4 separate regions of the Homo sapiens genome follow, and all the other regions are linked to region 2. Evidence: chromatin contacts called from ENCODE Hi-C or POLR2A ChIA-PET data. All regions are on one chromosome and are shown on one strand. The core of a region is the stretch at or near the end of the contact, and the rest is flanking DNA. Distances in the headings are between cores, read along the strand shown. Region 1 overlaps PRDM2 (PR/SET domain 2). Region 2 holds the start of CAMTA1 (calmodulin binding transcription activator 1). Region 3 holds the start of CLCN6 (chloride voltage-gated channel 6). Region 4 has its middle 4.5 kb from the start of MIR7846.

What was found. Hi-C counts contacts between places; a loop is a spot of excess contacts on that map. ChIA-PET counts read pairs that join two places held with the same protein, here RNA polymerase II (POLR2A). Pooled maps may share reads with other maps.
Region 1: a pooled map shows a loop between it and region 2 (16-fold over the local background). The contact joins the enhancer-like site here to the promoter of CAMTA1 in region 2. A Hi-C loop is called at or near these places in 6 of 50 pooled maps.
Region 3: a map of CD4-positive, alpha-beta T cell shows a loop between it and region 2 (17-fold over the local background). The contact joins the promoter of CLCN6 here to the promoter of CAMTA1 in region 2. A Hi-C loop is called at or near these places in 2 of 168 maps with a recorded cell type or tissue (CD4-positive, alpha-beta T cell and CD8-positive, alpha-beta T cell) and 8 of 50 pooled maps. POLR2A ChIA-PET finds 5 or more read pairs at or near these places in 1 of 52 experiments (activated T-cell).
Region 4: a pooled map shows a loop between it and region 2 (7-fold over the local background). The contact joins the enhancer-like site here to the promoter of CAMTA1 in region 2. A Hi-C loop is called at or near these places in 5 of 50 pooled maps. POLR2A ChIA-PET finds 5 or more read pairs at or near these places in 2 of 52 experiments (GM10248 and Panc1).

What each region holds. Positions count from the first base shown.
Region 1 is chr1:13,729,762-13,733,440 of GRCh38, reverse strand. It overlaps PRDM2 (PR/SET domain 2), which reads right to left. Exons shown (of 10, transcript NM_001393986.1): 3 at 2,324-2,441; 4 at 559-662. Among named protein-coding and RNA genes, the nearest start is that of PRDM2, 31 kb to the right of the region's middle. RefSeq lists enhancers at 1,931-2,020, 2,241-2,300, 2,361-2,670. Within about 2 kb of position 2,385, at least 17 of the 41 ENCODE cell types and tissues checked have a DNase peak (open chromatin) inside an H3K27ac peak, as active enhancers do.
Region 2 is chr1:6,782,558-6,786,809 of GRCh38, reverse strand. It overlaps CAMTA1 (calmodulin binding transcription activator 1), which reads right to left and starts at 1,356. Exons shown (of 23, transcript NM_015215.4): 1 at 1,235-1,356. The coding sequence starts at 1,279. It overlaps CAMTA1-DT (CAMTA1 divergent transcript), which reads left to right and starts at 1,830. Exons shown (of 3, transcript NR_149049.1): 1 at 1,830-2,152; 2 at 2,587-2,661; 3 at 2,765-2,918. RefSeq lists silencers at 604-783, 794-1,063, 1,274-1,433, 1,774-2,183, 2,314-2,373 and 1 more and enhancers at 1,639-2,313, 2,314-2,990.
Region 3 is chr1:11,804,256-11,808,230 of GRCh38, reverse strand. It overlaps CLCN6 (chloride voltage-gated channel 6), which reads right to left and starts at 2,040. Exons shown (of 23, transcript NM_001286.5): 1 at 1,882-2,040; 2 at 1,041-1,100. The coding sequence starts at 1,968. MTHFR (methylenetetrahydrofolate reductase) reads left to right here and starts at 2,267. Exons shown (of 12, transcript NM_005957.5): 1 at 2,267-2,343. RefSeq lists enhancers at 1,493-1,562, 2,013-2,092, 2,103-2,212, 1,410-2,395, 3,692-3,975 and silencers at 1,743-1,792, 2,463-2,512, 2,533-2,582.
Region 4 is chr1:12,160,472-12,164,341 of GRCh38, reverse strand. No RefSeq gene overlaps it. Among named protein-coding and RNA genes, the nearest start is that of MIR7846, 4.5 kb to the left of the region's middle. RefSeq lists enhancers at 1,172-1,271, 1,701-1,830, 2,341-2,480, 1,989-2,498, 2,499-3,008 and 2 more. Within about 2 kb of position 2,346, at least 27 of the 41 ENCODE cell types and tissues checked have a DNase peak (open chromatin) inside an H3K27ac peak, as active enhancers do; they include Panc1, where a contact is called at or near this core.

The sequences.
Region 1 (3,679 bases), core at 1,136-3,635, 6.9 Mb before region 2:
CCTGACTGCTTCTCCTCTCAAAGGAGTGTGCAGATGCCCTGCTGTCTTCCAGAATTGCTGGGAAAACATGAAATTAATAGATGAAAAACTCCTGAAAAATTACAAGCTCTATATATGTGCCATATGCTAAATATATCCAACTGAATATCCTAGCAACATAGAAATTACTTTCTAAAATATAGAGAAGAACCTAACAGTGCTTTCTTTGCAGCCACCATAGAGTGTCTTTTATGGGGTTTATGTGGCGGCCTGTGAAGTGACAAACCATCAAACAGGAAGTCACGGTCTTAGTTGCAAAGCAAAACACCCTGGACACGGCAATGTAAAACATGGATTTGACATTTATTGTTGAGGACAGCCAAGCAGTTTCAAAATACAAAAGCATATATAAATAGCAGTCTGTATCCAGGGAAACACATTTTCTCTTTAATAAAAATATTCTTGACTTTAAAGAACACATTAAAATGATTGTTTTAAATTCAAAATGTCAAATTCTGAGAGAACAGAATAATTATTTCATAAAACTCTGAAAAACAAAGAATCAGAATTACTTCTTACCTCCCACATGTATACATTATTCTTAACCTGAGATCTTTTTTTCTTATCACCAACAAATGGCCCAAATTTTTTGCCTTTTAAAATTGGTTTAGTGGCCCAGACACCTAGAAAATAAAATCAGTATTTTTATAATGTATCATGGTTATTTTAAAGATTGAAACCATTAAAATCGCTTAAGTTTCACAAAACAGTTAAAAGGCTAGACTGCCTAAATCAAGCTAATGTTAAAATAGCCTGAGATCAAGTTAAATTAAGTCAAGTCCTCAATGGGGATTTTTATTTTTCTTCTTTATACTCTTCTGTTCTATAAAGAACCTATATTGTTTTACGATTAGAAAAAAATGTTTTATATACTTTTAAAATGTTTTACATGTAACACTACCCGTACAGTAGGATCACAAATACTTGAATAACACAGTCACAACAACTGAAGAGAAAAAATATTGGAATGGAGTGAAACTACAACTGATTTTTGAACTCCTCTGTCTGCTTGTTTATAAAGTTCAAATTGTCTCTAATGAACATGACTTGTTCTTATAAAGGGTTAGAAATATAGTTTTATGAATAAATAGTTTTGAAGTTCATTTGCTTTAAAGTAGAAAACCCTTTCCTGCCTAACTAAGCTTCCTGAAAACTTAGCTACTGGAACGGCTCACTTTTCAGAGTTTCTAACAGCCAAAATAGCTGTTCATCCACAGTATTCTTAGGGTTGTTTCTATTTACTATGCACTGACCATAACGGAAAGCGATATAATGAGCAAGCAGACAGTAAAATGGCAGGAGTCTGGCCCAGCAGTCAACAGCATCACTTTAGATCGGTTCCCTCACCTTTTGGCTTCAGTTTCCTCATATACAGAATGGGGGGTAAAGGCTGGGCCAGTCCTATCCTGCTAGGATGTACAAATTCCACTTCTCTGTAAGTCCGCTATGTAAGTCAACAATCAGTTGAGCTATAAAATCAACCACTTTCATTTGAACAATATGTTCAAACTGCTCAATGAATAAGTTTCCAATGAGAATTTTTAAAAGCATGTATTAAAATTTTTTCATACATATGTACATATAAATTGGGATATCGGAAGTACATCTAAAAAAAAGAAACAGGGATATAAATATGATATATTCCAAGACTGTATTTTGACTAAAGTTTTACAATTTACTTCCTTAGCTTCTGTCTAAAGATTAGGCCACATAAAAACCAAACACACACGCGCCTGGTTTGTGTTCAAGGAGAAATCCCAGCCAGAAGAATTTAGATACACTCACAGCATGTCATTCATTCAAGTATCTACTGAGGGTCCACAAAGTATCTGGTACTGGAGGCACAAAGATACATAAGAAATAAAGGCACTCACAAGCAATAACAGAGCCAAGTGTAAAAATATTACAAAACAATGAAGTGAATATAATGGTACAATCATGCTCCTCATGGTGAAATCAGAGAGAAGGGAACAACACGTTCTGTGGGGTGAGGCTCAGCAGGGAGACTCAGAGGAGGAGGACACTCAGGCAAGAGGGATGGGACCTACGTGTGTGTGTGTGTGTTTGTGTGTGTGTCTGTTTGTGTGTTCCTGGTTTTATTTTTACAACCCATGTCCAACCTGGATTCTTGACTAGAAAATGCATCAACACCATATAATCTTCTAAGTCAAGGGTAAATTGCTGCTTTTATGGTGCGCTCCCTACCTGACATGCCCCTGCAGGAAGCCTCACTGCCACCTGCTCTTTACTGCCTGACTTGCTCCGTGACAGGAGGAGCACTCACCAATCCGGGTCTTGTCAACAGCAGAAGGGAAAAGCCTCACTTCCTCCGGAAGTCCTCGCAGCACATGTTCGGGTACCTCAGCCAGGGTCTCGGTGGCCGCCACAGGCTCAGTAGTGTTCTGCAAGTCAAGAAATGGAAGGATCACAGCAAAAGAAAGAAAACTCAAATCATGGGTTTTTTTTTTTTTCTGGTTCAATAAGCAAGTATGCAAAAATGTAACCGAAACCTGAAGCTGGCAAGACAGACCAAAACGATGATGTCAAGCATTTGAGGAGCTGCTTTGATGCTTGTTTGTAACTGTCCAAAGGAAACCACTGCAACCTTCAAGCATGTCTGTGTTACTCTATTTTGTTCCAGCCACCTGTGGCCATTTCCAAAATATGATAATCTCTGCCACCATACTGCTTTAAACACAAATAGAATCTGGCAGCAAAATATAGCATAAGCTTACTTCTAAATCAAAGGCTACCATCAGTACCTTAGCACATTTAAAAAATAAAAACCAACACTGCCCACTTCAATGAATGCTTTCAGCACACACCACAAAGGCTACTGGGGCCCTCCAACCCTGCCCCATCCATGTTGCCCTCCAGCAACAACCCCTAACTGGATGGGGCTTGAATATTCCACCCCAAAACACGACAACTTATTGTGGTCCCTTACTGCAAGTGCCACCTTTCCAGGAAACAGTAATTTACCACTGTTTACCAAGTCACTAAACAGCAAAGTCACCAGGATATCACAGAGTTGCTAAGAAACAGAGAATTTTTTTAAATTATTTATCAAAGTTTAGGCTGGAATTCATCATAATCTTAAGAAAAGATTACTATTAGATATGTATGTAAGGAAGGGAGAGATTTGAGCCAACTGGGAGAATATGACTGTTATTTTCTCATTAACTTTCAAATCAAAGGAACACCAAGGGTCTAGTAACCAGTACACCATATATCCTACGGAGCTGATGTGCACATCACGGCACTGCTAAGAATGATAGGCTTTGTAGTCTGAGTGTGTTTCATTTCACTGCACAGGGAAACACTTCTCCAGGACTTTTAAATGAACCAACACAGGCAAAAGTAAACCCCAAACAAAAAAGATTAATTTTTCCCACAACCAGGAAGCTCTTGTCGTCTTCAAGAATATATGTACCAAGAAAAGAATATCATCCAAACTGGCATACTCTCAGCATTTCAATTTTTGGCTTATTAATTATCAACAGTCTACTTCAAGAGAAATAAATCTCACAGTCATTATAAACATGGTCATCTACTCTCTGGCCTGCTTCAAGCTCGAGAGCCCAAGAGAGGGCATCTAGAGACAGGTTTGTCTCTCGTGCAGAGCCGAGCCAACTGAGCC
Region 2 (4,252 bases), core at 107-2,606:
TCTTATTGGGGCGCCCACTCTCACCCAGACAAGGAACTCCGAGAAGAGAGAACAAGTCAGTGTAGACACACAAATGGCGAAAGGAGCACGGTGAACGTCCAGTTGTCTCCATAAGAAAAGGAGGGCAACTCAAAGGGTATTTAGGAAATGAGCTCGCCCTAACCCAGCAAAGTGTAAGAGTATGCATGATCTGGAAGAAGTGTCTGCTTTCCTATTTAGAAATGACTTCAGAGCTGCACAAGCCCCCACTATCCACTGGGTGAGGAAAGAAGAACATGGGCAGCCTGAGTCCCCTTGTCCTGGCAAAAAGGGTCAACGGAGAGTGTGCAGAGGCCCCAAAAGAATCCAAAGAAGATGAGCAGATCAGACGGACCCCTGTGCCAAGGAAGGATCGGGGTCACGGAAGGTAAAGGGCAAGGGAGTGTGGAGATCCTCACTTGCCATAGAAACGGAGACCCCACCCTCCTGGCTGTGAGGGTGCAAGGGCAAGAGTAGGATGTGAACGACTGCGAGGGGCGGGGATGCTGCGCAGGCCCCCTTCCCTTCCCGGGAAGCGAAGGGGGAGGGGTCACACGAGGCCCTTCGGCCGAGGGACGCTCGGCAGGACGGGGTCCCCCTGGCGGGGAGAAGCTCGGGGACCCCCCGCCCGCTCAGGGAGGTGTCCACGGGGCTGAAGAGGGTGCCGGAGAGAGTACATCTGGCCCTGCCCGCCGGAGAGCAGGGGGCCGGCGAGGGCTGAGCGCCGGCCGCTGCCGCCCGACGGGGACCGGCCCGGAGCAGTGGGGCGCGGGGCCAGGAGGACCCGAGGCGGATAAACTTTCCGCCCCGCGGCCCCCACCGTGGACCCAGCGCCGGGGGTGCGGGGGCCGCGCAGCGGGCTCGGGAGCGGCGGGGATGCCCGGTCCGGGTGGGGGAGGCGCCGGCCCTCCGCCGGCTCCTCCTCCTCGCTGGGCCCGGTCCCCGCCCCGCGAGCCCCCCGCCCCCTCCGGCCCCAGCCCGCCCCCGGGGGTGGGGTGTGGGGCGCCGCGCTCCGCCGGCCCCGCGAGTCACCTCAGGACTCGGCCGCGCTCCGCCCCCCCACCCCGCCGGCCCCCTCCCCGGCCGGGTCGCCCGCCCGCCCGCCCGCCGCGCCCCCGCGCTCCCGCCCGGCGCCGCCGATGCCCGGGATGTCCGGCGGGGCCGGGTCCCGCCGCCCGCCGCGCCGCCCCCCAGCCCCTCGCGCTCCGGCTCTTACCTTCCGGCTTGTTTTCGGCAGCCATTTCCCCTCCGCGCGCCACATCCTCCTCCTCCTCGCGACCGGGACCCCGAGCGCGCGCCTCGTACCGCCGCCGCCGCCGGCCCAGCCACCCCGCCGCCGCCGCGCACCCGCCCTGGCCCCGCCCCGCGGCCCACGCACAGCTCCCGTTGGGCCGTGCGGCTGCCACTCATCGCTCCCGCCGCCAATCGCCCCGCACCAGGGGTCTCACTACTCTCCGGGAGGAGCGTCCTATCCATCCGGCCCATTGGCTGGTCACCACCCAACGGACTGAAAGGATTGGTCAAGAATCAACGCCCCCTCCCCACCCACTCCCAGGAAAGCCCGCCTTCCGGACCTAAACAAAGCTTCCTAGTGGCCAGAACCCGAAAGAACTGTCCAATCAGGACGGGCCCGACACGGAATATTTCCTCGAGGCCGAGACGTGGCGTTTTGATTGGGCGTCACTACAGTGTTTCCCAGGCCGTCCAGACCAATCAAAGGGGGTTCCCGGAACTCGGGAGCGGCGAAGGGAAGCCCCGCCCCCGAGCGTGACCGTCATGAGGAAGGCGCTCCCTCATTGGCACGCTGGGGCTTTTCCCGCGTGCTCCCGGGGCTGAAGGACGTTCCCGGGGAAGCCGCTGCTGGCGCGTGGGGTCCCGGTGGCTGTGGGGGACGCGCCGGGATCTCCGGGATCCCGCAGCCCGCCGCCGCTGCCGGTGGGGAGCCGGACGCGGGGGGCCTCGGGGCTGAGGTCCGCAGGGGTGCCGCGCCCTGGAGTCCGACTGCCTAGGAGTCCGGGCGTCGCTGCCGGCCGTGGGGGAGGGGCGAGCCTCCCGCCAGGCCCCGCCCCCTCGGCGCCGCGTCCCCACGGCCCCGGCGCCGCCCGCCTGCGCCCGCCTCCTGTGCCCGCCCCCGGTGAGCTCCGTTGTCCCCTTTTCTGGCGGCTTAAAATACCGAAACTTTATTTTGGTCACGTTGCCCATGTGACCCGCGGAGCGGATGACTCATGGTTGCCTGTCCCAGGATGAGGCCGCCGGCCGAAAGCAGAGAAGCGCCAGCCCCGGCCGCCCGGGTGGAGCGCTGGGCAGCCGAGTTTCCCACCCTCCTCAATCCGGAGAGTCCGCGCGGGGCTTTTCCTAATAAATAGCCAGGCACCCGCTGCCCTCGCGCTGCGTACGGGAGCACGTGCCCCCCGGGAGGTGGGCGCCCGCCAGGTGCCCCGGGAACGAGCCTAGGAACCGGGTCCGCCGAGTGCGGCTCTCGGGGCGGCTAGGCGTGCGGGTGGCTGGGCAGCGCTCCCAGGGACCGGCCTCTCTCCGGAGAAAGTAAGGAATTCTGCTCCTGGGCAGGTAATACCGGAAACAAAAGGAGAGGCTGCAATCGCAAATTGTTTAAAAAGAAGAAAAAGGAAAGAAAAGTTGAATGTAAGAGCTCCAGCCCCTCAATGTGATCTTGTACGGTTTGCAGTAAGAACATTTCATTCTTCCGCATTTTATTTTTCCTTTTGCTACTGTTGGTGACAACTAGCAAAATAAGTGAAAAATCCTCGTTCAAGTGTTCTGGCATTAAGATTGACTGTCACACTGAATTCTGTGCCAATCCTAACAACATGTGTTCTTTTTCTGGTCTTCACAAGTAAGAATGTCTTAGGTTTTCCAGAAATAAAGATGTCCCAAAAGAATGTTTTGTGTTACACACTCATTCTTCAAGAAACTTTAATTTTATGAGCCTCAAAAATTGCAAAATTTTAACAACGGCGGGACAATATTTTATCGATTAGCATTCTTAATAGCACCTATGTTGACGATTTGTGTGGAGAAACGGATTCTTAAAAGAAGTGCTGGTGGCATTGTAAATTAGTATATTCCTTTCGAAAAGCAATTTTACAGTATGTATTAAAAGCCATAAAAATGTCTGCATCTTTTGACCCAGTGATCTTACTTCTGGGAATCTGTTCTAAGGAAATAACACTAAATGCCAGAAAAGCTGTATGTGTGAAGGTATTCTTCACAGGATCACTGTACTTAACTACAACAAAAAATTGGGAGCATCCTACATGTGCTAATATTGGGTATTTAGTAAATTGTGTTACATCTACACAGTGGAACATTATGGTAGTTGTAGACATCAGAAACAGAAAATCACCCATTGCTAGATAGAGGGGGCAATACCCAAAATTATGGTGTTCATTTATGAGGTGAGATGATAGGCTAAAAAAACTGCATTTTAAAAAAGACCGATACAGGCCGGGTGCAGTGGTTCACGCCTGTCAATCCTAGCACTTTGGGAGGCCAAGGTGGGCAGATCACTTGAAGCCAGGAGTTCGAGACCAGCCTGGCCAGCATGACAAAACCCCGTCTCCACTAAAAATATAAAAATTAGGTGGGCAAGGTGGCAGGCGCCTGAGGTCTCAGCTACTTGGAAGGCTGAGGCAAGAGAATTGCTTGAACCCAGCGGGCAGAGGTTGCAGTGAGCCAATATCGCACCACTGCACTCCAGCTTGGGTGACAAGAGCAAGACTCCACCTCAAAAAAAAAAAAAATAGACTGATAACATACACCAAATAAATGACGTATGGGGGATTATAAGTGAGTTTTTTTTAATTGCCTATTTTCTATAATATAGCTGTTTTTGTTGTTGTTTTTTGGTTTTTTTTTTGTTTTGTTTTTTTGAGATGGAGTTTCACTCTTGTTGTCCAGGCTGGAGTTCAATGGCGCAATCTCGGCTCACCGCAACCTCTGCCTCCCGGGTTCAAGCGATTCTCCTGCCTCAACCTCCAGAGTAGCTGGGATTACAGGCATGCGCCACCATGCTCAGCTAATTTTGTATTTTTAATAGAGACAGGGTTTCTCCATGTTGGTCAGGGTGGTCTCAAACTCCCAACCTCCAGTGATGCGCCTGCCTCAGCCTCCCAAAGTGCTGGGATTACAGGCATGAGCCACCACGCCTGGCCTCTATGTTACTTTTATCATTAAAACACTCATTTAAATTGAAAGAAAGGTGAATAAAGTTGAG
Region 3 (3,975 bases), core at 791-3,290, 5.0 Mb before region 2:
ACAAACACACACACACATACAATAAAAAATAATAATATGAGAAAGGAGAAGTGGATAACGAAAGCACAGACAAAAGAAGACTGGGCTTGAGCTAAATCACTGTGGAAGCTGTGTGATGAGGACAAGGGGTTTCAACAGATTATTCTGTTTTTGCATATAGTTGAAATCCTTCATAATAAAAGTTAAACAAAAAAGTGCTACAAATCCTAACGCTGACACTAAATTCTACAGCATGAAGAATTTATGGAAGAGTGAGACTCTGTCAAAAAAAAGAAAAGGTTGTGGAAAATTACCTAATGATACAAAAAGTATAATAAAGGGGGTGAGTGGGACAGGTTAAAATAGATGATTTAGTGGAATCTCATTTTTGTTACTTAAAAAAAGCATGTATCATGTATATAAAAGCATGGGTAAGGATGTAGAAAGATACTTAGTAAGGTGTTAACAGTCATCTTTTAATGAATGGAGTTATAGGCTTTTCTCTACCTTCTTTATTACGTTTAAGAATTTAATGATAAAAAGTCACGCATGTTGTTTCACCCCAGCAGTGTTGGCTTTACTAAAAACACATACTCTAAGAATCCCATACATGAAAGGTGGAACTTAATCAAGAACATGTCAGAGAGAAGCTGCTTGAGCAAGAAAATATCTGAAAAGCAAGCTCTCCTAGAAGAGAAGCAAGGCCTCCTTAACAGTTTATAAGCACACACCTGTTAGGGGCACATACTGCCTGCCAGTGCCTTTCACTCTAAGTCTCTCTGTAAGCTGTAAAAGCAAACAGTTTAATGGCAAATACATACTCTATCCAGGTTAAGGTGCCACAGATTTATAAACGTGTAAAAACACCAGACCTTGTTTTGGGGTTAAGGTGAGAAAAGGGCTTGCTAAACAGTCTCTTTCCTAGAAGGAAGTTCTCTTACCCACTCACTCCCTGGGACAGAAGGTCAAAGAGCATCTCTGGTTGGAATCATAATGCTTCGGCCTGAAGTGACCAGGCCACTCACTACTTTAGTTGCCCAAGCAGTATCAAAGGAGCTCACCTCATAGTCTTTCCTTGGAAGAATCTCATCCTCCTCCTCCTGTGTTTCTCCAAGGATGGTCTAGAAAAACAGATCCGCAGAGGGAGCCTTTTTTAGTGGTTAGGAGTGGAAGGAGGCAGAAGTATTTACTGAAATCAGTGGCTAGCTTCTAAATCATCTGGAGCCATTATCAAATAGGAACCAGCCCTCAAAAAAAACCTTTCAGGGGTGAGGGACCATGTGGGTGAGGATCTACAGCCATCAGCTGAGCTCTTCATTTCCACTGATAGTCTCCAAATAACCACCCTCCTCTTCAGGACACCTCAAAGATGTCCAACGCCAGCTGAAAAGGGGGGTAAAAATGCAGGTTCCATTTGACAGTGTGACGTATCTGAAATCAGAAAGGACTTGTCAACTCTGGGAACACAACTCAAGTTTTCCCAGGATGCTTTGCAGGGGGAAGCTGGACTGTCAGTGACCCAGAAAGGGTGAGGGATAGAGTGAGAAAGGACTGGAGAAGCTAAAACAGCAGCATGATAAGCACAAAGTCCTGTGAGGAAGCTCATTCTGAAAACGCTTGTTTCATTCCAAACTCTTTTCAGATGGAAATAAAAGGAAACATGGGTGGGATTTACTGGAGCTGGCCTGGATTCTCCCTCAGATTCCAGGAGGGGTTATGAGAAAAGACCCCAGACTTAGGCACGTGAAGCAGGGTAGACGCTTCGAGAGCCCTGGCTGCGGTCCCCAGGCCCCACCCGCTGCCACCTGCGGGCCCAGATTGGCCCGGCCCCACCCCCGGCAACGCCTCTCTCAGTCCCTTAGCAACCGCCCCCTCCCCAGGCCGACTCCGCCGGCTTCTTACCAGCTCCTCGGGGGTGCGGGTCTCACGCTCACCGCAGCAGCAGCACCACCTGCAGCAGCAGCACAGAGACCCCCTGCACCCCGCCATCTTCCTCCTTTACTGCCACTCTGGACCCCTCTACCAACCCCCTCCCAGCCAGGATCTGCGCCTCACGTGACTGGCCCCGGGACGGTCACGTGGCCCTCTCGAGCTCTGGGACTGAGACCAGGAGTGGCTGCAGACGGGTGGGGCGAGGACTCGCGTCACATGACGATAAAGGCACGGCCTCCAACGAGACCTGTGGGCACGGCCATGTTGGGGGCGGGGCTTCCGGTCACCCGCGCCGGTGGTTTCCGCCCTGTAGGCCCGCCTCTCCAGCAACCTGACACCTGCGCCGCGCCCCTTCACTGCGTTCCCCGCCCCTGCAGCGGCCACAGTGGTGCGGCCGGCGGCCGAGCGTTCTGAGTCACCCGGGACTGGAGGGTGAGTGACGGCGAGGCCGGGGTCGCCGGGAGGGAGATCCTGGAGCCGGCAAACAACCTCCCGGGGGCAAGGACGTGCTTGTGGGCGGGGAGCGCTGGAGGCCGGCCTGCCTCTCTTCTTGGGGGGGGCTGCCGCCTCCCTTGCGCACCCTTCGCGGGATTAGTGTAACTCCCAATGGCTACCACTTCCAGCGACCGCCAACCCTCAAGCGAAGACTGACTTTGGCTCCCTGCCTGGACGGAGGGGCCCCTGAGCCAGGGGTGACGATCCCGCCCCTCTGACCGGCCCAGGCCCGTGTCCTCGCCCCCATCGGTGACTCAGTGACCTGGTGACTGGATTCTCGGCCACCTGGGCGCCGAGACGGCTTCCGGCTCCTGCCTTTTAAACCTGCCTCCCCGGCGATCACCTGGAGAAGAGCGCTGGGCCCGGGGCACTGCGGTCCCTGGCGCCCACTGCGTCCCGCTGCGCACGGGGGTCCGCCGGGACCTTTCTGGGAGTCGTAGGCTTAGTATCCCAGTGCTTGGCGCAGACTAGTTGTTCAGTAAGTGGCAGAGGCTTATTTTGAGAGAGTGGCAGCACCTGGCCCTTTGGCGCTCAGTGAATGTTGGCTATCACCGTGTGCCAAACTCTGGGGATACCCCAGGCAGGACACCGGTCCTGTCTCAGGGAACTGGGGAAAGAGAAAGGAGACAGGCCTTTTCACCCACAGTTACAACCCAGGGTGCTATGGGAGTCCAGCTGATAACGGATAAATCGTGGGAGTTGGCTTACAAATATGGCACATGCGTGGCATATACTAGGAATGCAATAAGTCTTTGAAAATCAGAGGGTTTACAGGTGGTTCAGCTTCCTCCTACTCTAGGTTCTGTTCCAGCAAGCAATTAACGAGGTGCGCCCTTAAACGCTGGAGGAAAGCCAACTGGCTGCTCTTGCTGTTACTCCTCCCCCCCGCCCCCGTTCCTCACTCCCCACAGCCATCCCCACTGAGAATCTGGAGTTTGAGGTCAGAATGAAAGAGAGCAGCCCTAGAGGGAGAAAGCTTTGGCCCAGGGTTCTTAGTCTGGAATCAACTCCTTGTCTTTGGATGTATCCCCGTGTAGTCTGTGCACCTGTGTGTGTATTTCAGGGGAAGGGAGCAGTGCATTTAATCAGATTGTCAAAAGAGTCTAAGACCCCAAATGGTTAGGTACACAGGGTTAGTGGTGGACAGTCTGAAAGAAATGAACCTCACCTGGGCTTTCCTCTGTTGTGCCATGTCACCACACACCCATTCACTACTGTGTGTTTGCCCATTGCTGTGCAAGTGTTTTGTTTGTTTTTAAGTGTTTGTCTTATTTTCTTAACCAGACTGCCAGATGACCCTATGCCCTCTGTTGGCCTGTCTGTGCCCTGGTGGCTCTGATTACTTGTTTCTGTTTTTTGTTTTTGTTTTTTTTTTTGAGATGGAGTTTTGCTTTTGTCGCCCAGGCTGGAGTGCTATGGCACAATCTTGGTTCACTGCAACCTCTGCCTTCCGGGTTCAAGCGATTCTCCTGCCTCAGCCTCCAGAGTAGCTGGGATTACAGGCGCCCGCCACCAAACCTGGCTAATTTTTATATTTTTAGTAGAGTCGGGATTTCACCATGTTGGCCA
Region 4 (3,870 bases), core at 1,097-3,596, 5.4 Mb before region 2:
GGCTGGAGGTGGCGATGGCCAGTTCTGGCTGAACCAGTTTGTCTCTCCACATGACCTGCACACGTGGTCCGGGACTTTTTCTTCAGTGTGGGTGGGGGGGGGATTGATCTTGACACTCACCATATTGTACCTGCCACTGGGGAATATGGTAAAACTCAGGGACAGCAGAGGCAGTGTGGAGGGCCTGGACTCTCTCCTTCTGCCCCACAGCCCAGCCCTGGCTCTATCTCCCACCCATGATGCTCTGGGCCTCCCGATGAGGCTCTGGCCTTCAGGCTCTGTCCCCGAATCTGCCTTTCCGTGGAGTGGTCAGGCCCAGCCCTGCAAAGCATTAGCCACTCATGCCACTCTCCTAGCCCAGGATTTCTCAACCCAGAGGTCATTTTACCCCCTCTCCCTCCCCAGCACATTTGGCAATGTCTGGAGACATTTTGGGTGGTCGCAGCTGCAGGGGGCAGGGAGAGGTGCTGCTGGCATCTCACAGGTAGAGGCCAGGATTCTGCCAAACATCCCACAACGCTCAGGACAGCCTCATCCACAGAGAATTATCCAGCCCAAAACGTCCAGAACGCCAAGGTTGAGAAGCAACCTAGCCCATGGCTCTCCATGGCCTTTAGAACTGATTTCAGCCTCCTCCACAAGACACTGGAGGCCTTCATGTCCTGGCCCAGCTGGCCCACCAGGCAGAGCCCCACCACGAACCCCAGCTCTACAGGCCAACTCCCTGGGCATTCGGAGCAACCCTGAGTTCCCACCTCCATGCTTTTGTCCATGCAGGTTCCTCTGCCTGAGGTGTGTTTTCCTCTTTGTTTGTTTGGTGATCACCTACTTGTCCTTCCAGTCACAGCTCCACTCGTGCTCTCCTGTGAAACCACCCTTGACCACACCCCAGCAAGCTGGGCAGGATAACATGGTACGTCTACAGACTATTAGCATAACACTTACTCCGGTATTAGTTGCTTACACGGCCCTCGCCTCTCTTAGTAATTGTGATACTAGCGGTTATGGAAAGATGACTTACACACTTTATCTTGCACCAGGTGGGGGGCAAGCTTTATGGTATGCTTATCCAGCTAATACGGGGTACAGCGGGTTCAAACCTGGTTTGGTGGCCTCTCCATAGCCAAGGGGCTCTTCTCAGCATGGAGCTCTCACACTGCTGAACTGTGTGATACCCGAGGGTAGGGGGACTTGCTCTTGGTTCCCTCTATTTCCCTTGATTGAGTCCCTTCTTGTGCATCTCCTGTATGTTCTGGCCCAGGAGATACCTAACGGGGGGCTTGATAAAGTTGAAGTGAATAAGGACCAAATACAGGATGAAGGGTACGCAGGAGGCGATGAAGGGATGAAGACTTGAGAGAATGAATGAATGAATGAATGAATGGGTACATGGATGTCCGGGTCAAGGCTCAGGAACCCAGTCCAGCCCAATCACTCCTAGGCCCTGTATACCCAACCCAGACTCCCAAGCCATGCATCTGGTAGACTCCCAGCCCCACAGCGCAGAAAAGTCCCCATTTGCTCCTTGTTGACAACACAGTCTTCAAGCAGAGATGGAACTGTGGCCCTCAGGTCCTCAACTCAGGGGCTGCATGTGCAGAATCTGAGCTCTTGGCCAGACACTCCCTGGAGCCTCTCCTCACTTCCCAGCTCAGTCTACAGCCCTCAGAGGTCCCCTGACATCTCCCACCCCAGTAGGTGGATGACTGCACTCCTGCAAGCGAGGGTGGAAGAAGGCAGGGCCACGGGCAGGCCACGTGTGCGAGGACAGCCGGTCTGTCCACTGACAGTTATTGAACACCTACTGTGTACCGGGCATTCTAGTGGATCTTTTGGAGGAGTGGCTTTCCAGCTTCAACCAGCATAAGAATCATCTGGAAGGCTTGTGAAACATGCAGAGTCCTGGGCCCCACGCCCATGTCTGTTGAGGGCCTAATATCTGGCTTTTTAATGGACTCCTCAGTGACTGAGGGGCACCTGCTGAGAAACCGTACAGAGGGTTGAGGTGCAGCAGGTGCTGTGTGTGGCTGAGGGCAGTTTGGAAGGCTGAGCTGTGGTTGTGCTGGGAGGGGCTCTTTCCACCATGGGGAGGTCTCCATGCAATATTCTTTTTGGAGTGAGCTTTCAGAGCCAGCCACAAAGCCAACTCCTTCTGACCTGGCCTCAGGGTCCCAGTGGGAATCTATCTTACAGGGTTGCTTGGACAGCGGGAACCCTACTCCTTCCCTGCTTAAGGCTGGCCCACAGCCAGGGCAAGTAACCTTTTCTTGTCCCTCAGTCCTGCTTATCTCAGCGCCCTGAATGTGCCGGGCCAGCCCCTTGATGACTCATGTCCTAAAATCACGAACAGGAAGCAGCATTTGGTGTTAGCCACAGCTCTACAACTGCCTGCTTCATCTGGCCCTCCTACCGGTCCTCCTCCCTTCCCTGGGGCCACATCTTGGGCTGAGCTGGCCATACCATGCTGTGGGCTGGGGGCACCGAGAAACACCAGCTCTTGTCCCCATCTCCTTCCAAAGAAGAGGAGGGCCTGGGGGTGCAGCACCCCCTCTCTCCCAGTACTCAAAGAGGACCACAGGCAATTTGGGGAAGGAAGCCAAGAGAGCCTCCAGGCCTCCTTCTCCCCTTGCTTCACTAAAACCTCCCTGTTCTGAGTGGCCTCTTCCCAGGACTCAACGCCAGAATCAGTCCCAGACCTTCTGGAGAAGACCCTTGGTTTCTAAACCCAGCAAGTGGGACTAGCTAAGTCTCAGGAATCCCCATTCTAGCCCCCTTCCTGTGTGACCTTGGGCTAGTGCCTACCCCTCTCTGGGCTTCAGCATCCTCATGTGTGACATGAGGAGTTGGATTTCAGGGGAAGCAGGCTGGTTTCCCCCCATATGCAGCTCCACTTGGTGATGGCTGCCTAGGGCTCTGTGTTGAGAAGGACTCTGAGCCTGGGCTCTGCAGGAAAGGATGCAGGATGGAGCAGCCCGGTGTGCCCTGGGCGGGAAGGGGTTGGCCTCAGCACAAACACCTGGCCTTTGCCATCTCTGGATTAGACCAAGTGCCCCTCTTGTCCTGAAGTTGTGTGGAGTGGGGTGCAGATGTGTGGGGTGGGTGCACCAGATGTGTGCGGTGGGGCACAGCAGGGCTAGGCTTGACTCCAAACCCCTGCCTTTATCGGCACAAGGCAGGTCTTGCCTGACCTGTGGGAATGATTGCCCAGGTAGAGGGGTGCACAGTTTGCCCTTTATGCAGAGCCTTTTCCTGACAGGAAATTCTCCTTTTCATCCTACTGCAAAGCACACTGCTGTATTTTACACACAGCAGTAACATTTTTTTTTTTTGAGACAGGGTCTCACTCTGCCACCCAGGTTGGAGTGCAGTGGCGCAATCACAGCTCGCTGCAGCCTCAACCTCCTGGTCTCAAGTGATCTTCCCACCTCAGCCTCCTGAGTAGGTGGGACCACAGGTGCATGCCACCATGCCTGGCTAATGTATTTTTTGTAGAGACGGGTTTTCGCCATGTTACCCAGGCTGTTTTCGAATTCCTAGGCTCAAATGATCCTCCCACTTCTGCCTTCCAAAGTACTAGGATTATAGGTGTTAGCCACCATGCCCAGCCTTTTTTGTTGTTGTTGTTGAGACAGAGTTTCGATCTGTCGCCCAGGCTGGAGTGAAATGGCTTGATCTTGGCTCACTGCAACCTCCGCCTCCCCCAGCTTCAAGCGATTCTCCTGCCTCAGCCTCCCAAGTAGCTGGGATTACAGGTGCCCACCACCATGCCTGGCTAATTTTTTGCATTTTCTTTAGCAGAGACGGGGTTTCGCCATGTTGGCCAGGCTGGTCTCAAACTCCTGAGCTCAAAAGTGATCCACCCACTTCAGT